Linked DNA regions of Homo sapiens: region 2 is linked to region 1. A link is a contact called in ENCODE Hi-C or POLR2A ChIA-PET data. All regions are on one chromosome and are shown on one strand. The core of a region is the stretch at or near the end of the contact, and the rest is flanking DNA. Distances in the headings are between cores, read along the strand shown. Region 1 overlaps CREB3L2 (cAMP responsive element binding protein 3 like 2). Region 2 overlaps AKR1D1 (aldo-keto reductase family 1 member D1).

Evidence for each region. A loop is a pair of places that touch in the nucleus more often than their neighbours do. ChIA-PET counts read pairs that join two places held with the same protein, here RNA polymerase II (POLR2A). Pooled maps may share reads with other maps.
Region 2: a map of PC-9 shows a loop between it and region 1 (6-fold over the local background). The contact joins two enhancer-like sites. A Hi-C loop is called at or near these places in 1 of 168 maps with a recorded cell type or tissue (PC-9), 3 of 37 single-sample maps with no recorded cell type and 5 of 50 pooled maps. POLR2A ChIA-PET finds 5 or more read pairs at or near these places in 1 of 52 experiments (naive thymus-derived CD8-positive, alpha-beta T cell).

The regions. Positions count from the first base shown.
Region 1 is chr7:137,901,729-137,905,514 of GRCh38, reverse strand. CREB3L2 (cAMP responsive element binding protein 3 like 2) reads left to right here. Exons shown (of 12, transcript NM_194071.4): 7 at 1,498-1,556. Among named protein-coding and RNA genes, the nearest start is that of CREB3L2-AS1, 50 kb to the left of the region's middle. RefSeq lists an enhancer at 979-1,479. Within about 2 kb of position 1,719, at least 8 of the 41 ENCODE cell types and tissues checked have a DNase peak (open chromatin) inside an H3K27ac peak, as active enhancers do.
Region 2 is chr7:138,090,741-138,094,526 of GRCh38, reverse strand. AKR1D1 (aldo-keto reductase family 1 member D1) reads right to left here. Exons shown (of 9, transcript NM_005989.4): 3 at 2,643-2,759. It also overlaps the pseudogene RN7SKP223. Among named protein-coding and RNA genes, the nearest start is that of AKR1D1, 16 kb to the right of the region's middle. Within about 2 kb of position 1,711, at least 2 of the 41 ENCODE cell types and tissues checked have a DNase peak (open chromatin) inside an H3K27ac peak, as active enhancers do.

The DNA.
Region 1 (3,786 bases), core at 470-2,969:
CCATCCCTCTTGAGGCCAGCAGACTCCCAGATCAGTATCTACCTCTTTGGTGCCCACGATGATACATTTACGGGTGGGAGGAAGCTATTAGAATTTCCATCTAGTTTTTTTTTTTTTTTTTTAACTCAGCCTTTTAAATTTTGGGTGTATGATATATACAATAGTTTCCTCTAGTAGACATATATATGTACTCTATGTATCTATATAAAATACAGCATATATATATATTATATATATATAAGATACAAATACATTGCAAGTGCTTGGTTAATTTTTTTTTTTCTTGGTAGGGTTTTGTGATCACAAAACTTCTGCAGTTTGCTGGTCTATATTTGGACTCAGTAGTCTCCTACCCCTGGGCCCCTCAGTGCTGAGCAGGCCTGATGAAAACCAGGGGGATGGCTGAGGCACAGGCCTACCAGGAGGGAGGGGGCAAAGAGGGAAGGAAGACAAGAGCTTAGTGTCACTCTATCCATGTGCGGAACCAGCAGCAAGTTGATGTATGACCAAGCCAGCTGTCTTATTTTATATATGTACTTCAGCCAGCAGAGGTCCAGGAGTTAAACTCATTTATCTGAGACCACACTGATGGTTTGTGAGCCACATGTTCTGGCCTGGCTCTTCACTCAGTGTCCATTGTTTTCTTTTCTTTTCTTTCTTTCTTTTTTTTTTTTTTCATACAGAGTCTCACTCTGTCACCCAGGCTGGAGTGTAGTGGCATGATCTCGGCTCACTGCAACCTCTGCCTCCCAGGTTCAAGTGATTCTCCTACCTCAGCCTCCCAAGCATCTGGAACCACAGACGTGTGCCACCATGCCCGGCTAATTTTTTTGTTTTTTGTTTTTTGTTTTGAGATGGAGTCTCTCTCTGTCACCTAGGCTGGAGTGCAGTGGCACAATGTCAGCTCACTGCAACCTCTGCCTCCCGGACTCAAGCGATTCTCTTGCCTCAGCCTCCCAATTAGCTGGGATTACAAGCATGCACCACCGCGCCCAGCTAATTTTTGTATTTTTAGTAGACGGGGTTTTACCATGTTGCCCAGGCTGGTCTTGAACTCCTGACCTCAGGTGATCTACCCGCCTTGGCCTCCCAAAGTGCTGGGATTACAGGCTAGAGCCACTGCGCCTGCCATTTTTTTGTATTTTTAATGGAGACAGGGTTTCACCATGTTGGCCAGGCTGGTCTCGAACTCCTGACCTCAAGTGATCCGCCCACCTCAGCCTCCCAAAGTGTTGGGATTACAGGTGTAAGCCACTGCTCCTGGCCACTCAGTGTCCATTTTACTGGTGGCCTGGTTTGTAGGAAAGTAGGTGTGAGTTTGGCAGCTAGAAACCCGGGAGGACAGACTAGTCAATGAACCAGCAGCTTAAACAAATGGCAAGCAGCTTGCAGAAGTAAGCAGGGCTTTGGTGACTTCTACGCTAACCACCTCCCATCTTAACTGGTTTACTTACAGAGCTGGAAATTAATCATTCTCCTCCCACTCCTCTCTCTCAGATTTCTGCTCAGGAAAGTAGGAGAAAGAAGAAAGAATACATGGACAGCCTGGAGAAAAAGTAAGCCTGCTGGCAAACTGTTGCGTTCATCGGGCAGTATGCACAGGGAAATATGGGTGTGCGGAGAATCGGGGAGAAGCAGTTCAATTCCTCTTTCTGGCCACCTTGGAAACCCGGTGGTTTATCAGCTGTGGTTTGCCTGCCACCTAGTGGTTATTTGGAGGAGACGTCTATAATAAAGCAAGAAAGAAGTGAAAGTACCTTAGTAGGTGTTTGAATCATACCACTGCCAGCCAAGGACCCCGGAGTCCTCACAGACTTCTTTTCAAACACATACAAATATTAACATTCCTGCACATTCCTGGAACTTCTAGCAGGAGAAGCCCTGTTTTAGCTGAAAGGAGCAGTGCTACTTAATCAGCCCCCATTGGCCACACTCCTTCATGCTCTAGAGAGGGCACATAGGGAAAGAAAGATGTCAGGTTGGCAGCCTTTATTTTCCAGCCACTACAATTCATGTTTTTTTTTTTTTGCAAAAACACTTGAAGGCAATCTTTGTTCTTTTGAAAAGTCTGTAATATCAGGCGGGCTGTTAGAAAAAGATGAATTAAATACAGTTTTGTCTTAGCCCTGGAAGTTAGTTCTTTAGCTAACAAACCAAGATATTTTTAAGATGGGCATGAGGCCCCAGACCCAGAAATGAACTTCATGTGGATCTGGGGAAAGGAGTGGCTGGTGGTTCCTGGCTGTTTCTCAAAGCTACTATTGAAAGTTTAGTGCTTCTATCACCTGACTTAAGTACTGGTAATGCAGCATTAAGTATAGTTGGCTCTCCATATCTGGGGGTTCAGCGTCCTCAGATTCAACCAACCATGGGTCTAAAATATTCAGAAAAAAACTTCAATAGGCTGGGTGTGATGGCTCACTCTTATAATCCCCGTGCTTTGGGAGGCCAAGGTGAGAGGATTGCTTGAGCTCAGGAGTTCAAGACCAGCCTGGGCAACATAGCCAGACCCCCTAAAAAATAAAAAAAAATTAGCCAGGCATGGTGGTGCACATCTGTGGTCCCAGCTACTCAGGAGGCTGAGAGGGGAGAATCACTTGAGCCCAGGAAGTTGAGGCTGCAGTGAGCTGTGATTGTGCCACTGCACTATAGCCTTGATGATAGAGTGAGACTCTGTCTCAAAAAACCAAAGCCAAAACCAAACAACTCAATAAAAAAAAACTACAACAATAAAAAATAATACAACTATAAATACAAGATAACACATATTTACATAGTATTTACATTGTGTTTGGTATTATAAATAACCTAGAGATGATTAACATATACTGGAGGATATGTAAAGGTTATATACAAATACTACACCATTTTTTAATCAGGGACTCGAGCATCTGGAGATTTTGGTATCTGTGGGGAGTTCTGGAACTAATCCCCCCTGAATACCGTGGGAAGACTGTAGTCCCATGCTGTCCCACCATTTTCTATGGGCATCCAGGGTCAAGATGTTCCTATGAAAGTCTCTTTACTGTCTCTTTTGGGCATGCGTGCCCCAGCACCAGGATTCCTAGTCCTGGGCTCTCGTCCTGCCCTTTGCTTAAGTCTCTTCACTTCTTATCAGTCCTGGTAAGAGTGTAGCTGGGAGTATCCAGATTACTGTAGTATAGAGGGAGAAGTATGATGGGCATTGAGAACACTAGGGAGGAGGTGAGAGGAAAGAGGTTGTAACACCCTAAAAGAGGGTCATATTTTGTACTGTCACTATTCATCTTTCATTATTCAGGCACTCATCACTCAGCTCCCTCTTTTTTTTTTTTTTTTTTGGAGACAGAGTCTCGCTCTGTGGCCCAGGCTGGAGTGCTGTGGCATGATCTTGGCTCACTGCAACCTCTGCCTCCCAGGTTCAAGTGACTCTTCTGTCTCAGCCTCCCAAGTAGCTCGGATTACAGGCACACACCACCATGCTCAGCTAATTTTTGCATTTTTAGTAGAGATGGGGTTTCACCATGTTGGCCAGGCTATTCTTGAGCTCCTGACCTCAAGTGATCTGCCTGCCTCAGCCTCCCAAATTACTGGGATTATAGACATGAGCCACTACGCCCGGCCCCAGCTCCTTCTATTTTTCTTTTTTTTTTTTTTTTTTGAGACAGATCTTGCTCTGTCACAAGGCTGGGGTGCAGTGGCGATCTTGGCTCACTGCAACATCTGACTCCTGGGTTCAAGCGATTCTCCTGCCTCAGCCTCCCGAGTAGCTGGGATTACAGGCACGTGCCACCACGCCCAGCTAAT
Region 2 (3,786 bases), core at 462-2,961, 190 kb before region 1:
CTTTTTTTTTCCAAGACAGGGTCTTGCTCTGTCACCCAGGCTGGAGTGCAGTGGCGCAATCTTGGCTCACTGCACCCTCCACCTCCCCAGCTCAAGTGATCCTCCCACCTTAGTCTCCCAAGTAGCTGAGACCACAGGCACATGCCACCAAGCCTGGCTAATTTTTGTATTTTTTGTAGAGATGGGGTTTTGCCATGTTGCCCAGGCTTGTCTCAAACTCCTGGACTCAAGTGATCTGCCAGCCTTAGCCTCCCAAAGTACTGGGACTACAGATGTGAGCCACTGTCCCCGGCTGACCCTACCTTAAGCAAACAAACAAACAAACACCAAAAAACATGTCGTACTTAAGCTTCAAATATTGATTTCCCAATTATAGGTTCAGTTGGAAGGTAATGTCACTATATTGTGTCATTTCTCACTGTTAAAATTTTACCTTTTGTGCCTTTGAACCCATCAAAAATAAGAATAGAAATTATCTATCAAGTCCAAAAAGATGTAAATGTCATTAGTTAGTCACAGAGAAGTAAATTTTATTTTCTCACTTTTAAGTAGAGTCATGTGCTGCATAATGACATTTTGGTCAATGGTGGACTGCATGTATGATGGTGGCCCATAAGATTATAATAGAGTTTAAAATTCCTATCACCTAGTGACATCATGTTTGTGGTGTTGCTGGTGTAAACAAACCAACTGTGCTGCCAGGTATATAAAAGTAGAACACACATAATCATGTATAGTATATAATACTTGATAATGATAGTAAACAATTTCTGTTTTTACTATGGATACAACTTATATATTTGTTCTACTACACTTTATCATAATTTTAGAATGTTCTCCTTCTACTTTTAAAAAATGTTAAGTGTAAAAAAACGCCAGGCAGGTCTTTCAGGAGGGATTCCAGAAGAAGACACTGTTGTCACAGGAGATGGCAGCTCCATGCGTGTTATTGCTCCGGAAGAACCTCCAGTGGGACGAGATGTGGACGTGGAAGACACTGATATTGATGATGCTGACCCTGTGTAGGCCTAGACTAATGTGTGTGCTTGTGTCTTAGTTTTTAACAAAAGAGTTTAAAAAAAAATTTAATAGACAAGAGCTTATACAATAAGAATACAAAGAAAGAATATTTTTATACAGCTGTACAACATGTTTGTGTTTTATTCATGTTATTAAAAAAGTAATTAATCCCAACACTTTGGGAGGCCGAGGTGGGCGGATCATGAGGTCAGGAGATCGAGACCATCCTGGCCAACATGGTGAAACCCTGTCTCTACTAAAAATACAAAACTTAGCCGGGTGTGATGGTGCTTGCCTGTAGTCCCGGCTACTTGGGAGGCTGAGGCAGGAGAATCGCTTGAACCCGGGAGGCGGAAGTTGCAGTGAGCCGAGATGGCACCACTGCACTTCAGCCTGGCAACAGAGCGAGACTCTGTCTCAAAAAAAAAAAAAAAAGTAATTAGTATTAGTGTTACTACTAAGTATTATTACAAAGAATCAAAAAGTTAAAAAATTAAAACATTTATAAGCTGAAAACAGTTACAATAAGCTAATGTTAATTTATTATTGAAGAAAAAATATTATGTGATTCATTGTGTACCCTAAGTGTGCAGTGTTTATAAAGTCTCCAGTCATGTACAGTAATGACCTAGGCCTTCACATTCACTCACCACTTACTCCGTGACTCATCCAATTTTTATCCTGCAAGCTCCATTCATGGTAAGTGCCAGGTATAGGTGTATCTTATCTTTTATGCCATATTTTTACTGTACCTTTTCTATGTTATGTTTATATACACAAATATTTACCATTGTGTTACCATCGTCTACAGTATTCAGAATAGTAACATGCTGTGCAGGTTTATAGCCTAGGAGCAATCGGCTGGGCTATCTAGCCTAAGTCTGTAATAGGCTATACCATTTAGGCACAACGTGTTTGCGTTTTATTCATGTTATTACAAAAGTAATGCAGTCTACCATGGTAAATAAAACCTTACCACCTCGGTTTGTGTAAGTACACTCTATATGATGTTTGCAGAACAACAAAGTCACCTCATGACACATTTCTCAGAATGTATCCCATTGCTAAGCAACACATAATTGTACACTGGGTCTTTCTAAATTTTTAAGACTTAGGTTAGAAATCTGACATTTGAACAAGAGTCAGCATTAACAAAGTGAGGATGAGGGCGGAGATTGTGACTGTGTGAGTGGGAAGAAGGGTGTGTGTCTCAATGGTGGGCTACAGTTAGAGGACTACATGTTGGTTTGATGCAGAGAGCTTAAACTATAGTTGTAAAAACATGGTATAATAGAAATTGCATTGAATTAAAAAATCAAGAAACTTGGAAACCAAGCCTGAGTCTGCTAACATAATCTTCTCGGGTATTTGTCAGACTAGGTCAGTACTCTCTGATCTGTGGTAACAAAACACCACAATATTCTGTGGTGCCAAGTAATACGCTAGCTTCATGCACATAGCTATTGGCTCATGGTGCAGAGCTTCATGCACATAGCTATTGGCTCATGGTGCAGAGCTTCATGCACATAGCTATTGGCTCATGGTGCAGAGCTTCATGCACATAGCTATTGGCTCATGGTTGCCAGGGTGCAGAGACCTGACCTTTGGGCATCTGAACTCACCTTAAAGGCCATGGGTACTTCAATGATGTAAAGATCCACATAATCTAGCTGGAGGACCCTGAGTGTCCTCTCCAGGGTTGGGCGGACCATCTCTGGGACATGATTTGTAGCCCATAGCTGAAAGAATCAAAGAGGGAGAATTAACTAATGTCTACACGCTTTTTACGATAAGGCAGCCCCTTTTTCTTTGTAAAACACTCGTACACATTTTTTTTTTTTGAGATGGGGGGTCTCACTATGTTGCCCAGGCTGGTCTTTAACTCCTGGGCTCAAGCGATCTGCCCACTTCAGCCTCCCAAAGTGCTGGGATTATAAGCATCAGCCACCGTGCCTAGCCGCTTGTACACATTTTATTCACACATTTCATTTCACAAAAATATGTTTATGATGCAGTGTCATCTGAGTATAGGATGAGCTGATAAAACTCTTGACACTCAGAGCCTAGCTTGAGAGCTTGTTTGGAGGTTCTAGTAGGGGAGTGCAGCTACTCACATACACTTGACCTAAAAACCCTCCTCCTTCATCAGGGAAAGCCGTCCTCTTCCACTGAGAGTGCAGCTTCAAGAGGTACAATTGCCTAGACAGCCAGATCAGCTGAATTAGCCCTGGTGACTAATGGGGTGACATATGTTACAGCCAGATCACCCTCACATCTCCAGACATAATTTTATGCAAATCTACCACAAGAGACTTACAGATCCTCCTTGACCACAGAGTACCTAATTTGATGGCAGTCTTCCCCATTTCCGGGTGAATTTCCTGATGCTTAGTGCTTGCATTTTTCCTCATTGTATAACTAGGGTTACACAATGTTCTAGATGTCCTGACCTAGCGTGATACTTTATTGTCATGCCACTCTGATAAAATGAGCAAGGAATATGGTTATGCGTGTGGCTTCACTGGGTCCTTCACATTGTGACAGGTGGTGTGAAAGCCTGGTGAAATTTTAAATTAGTGCATAGATTTAGATTTGCTTTCACTGATCTTTTGTTCTTATTTGGTCCTACTTAGACCCCAGAGCAATTAAATTACTCTTTCGCTAAGGCATTACATAATGAAGGATCAAGGTTTGGTTGATCCTACTGGAGCATGTGTACCCTTAAGTGTCTGAGACATACGGTGCCAAGGTTGCTTATACCCACAG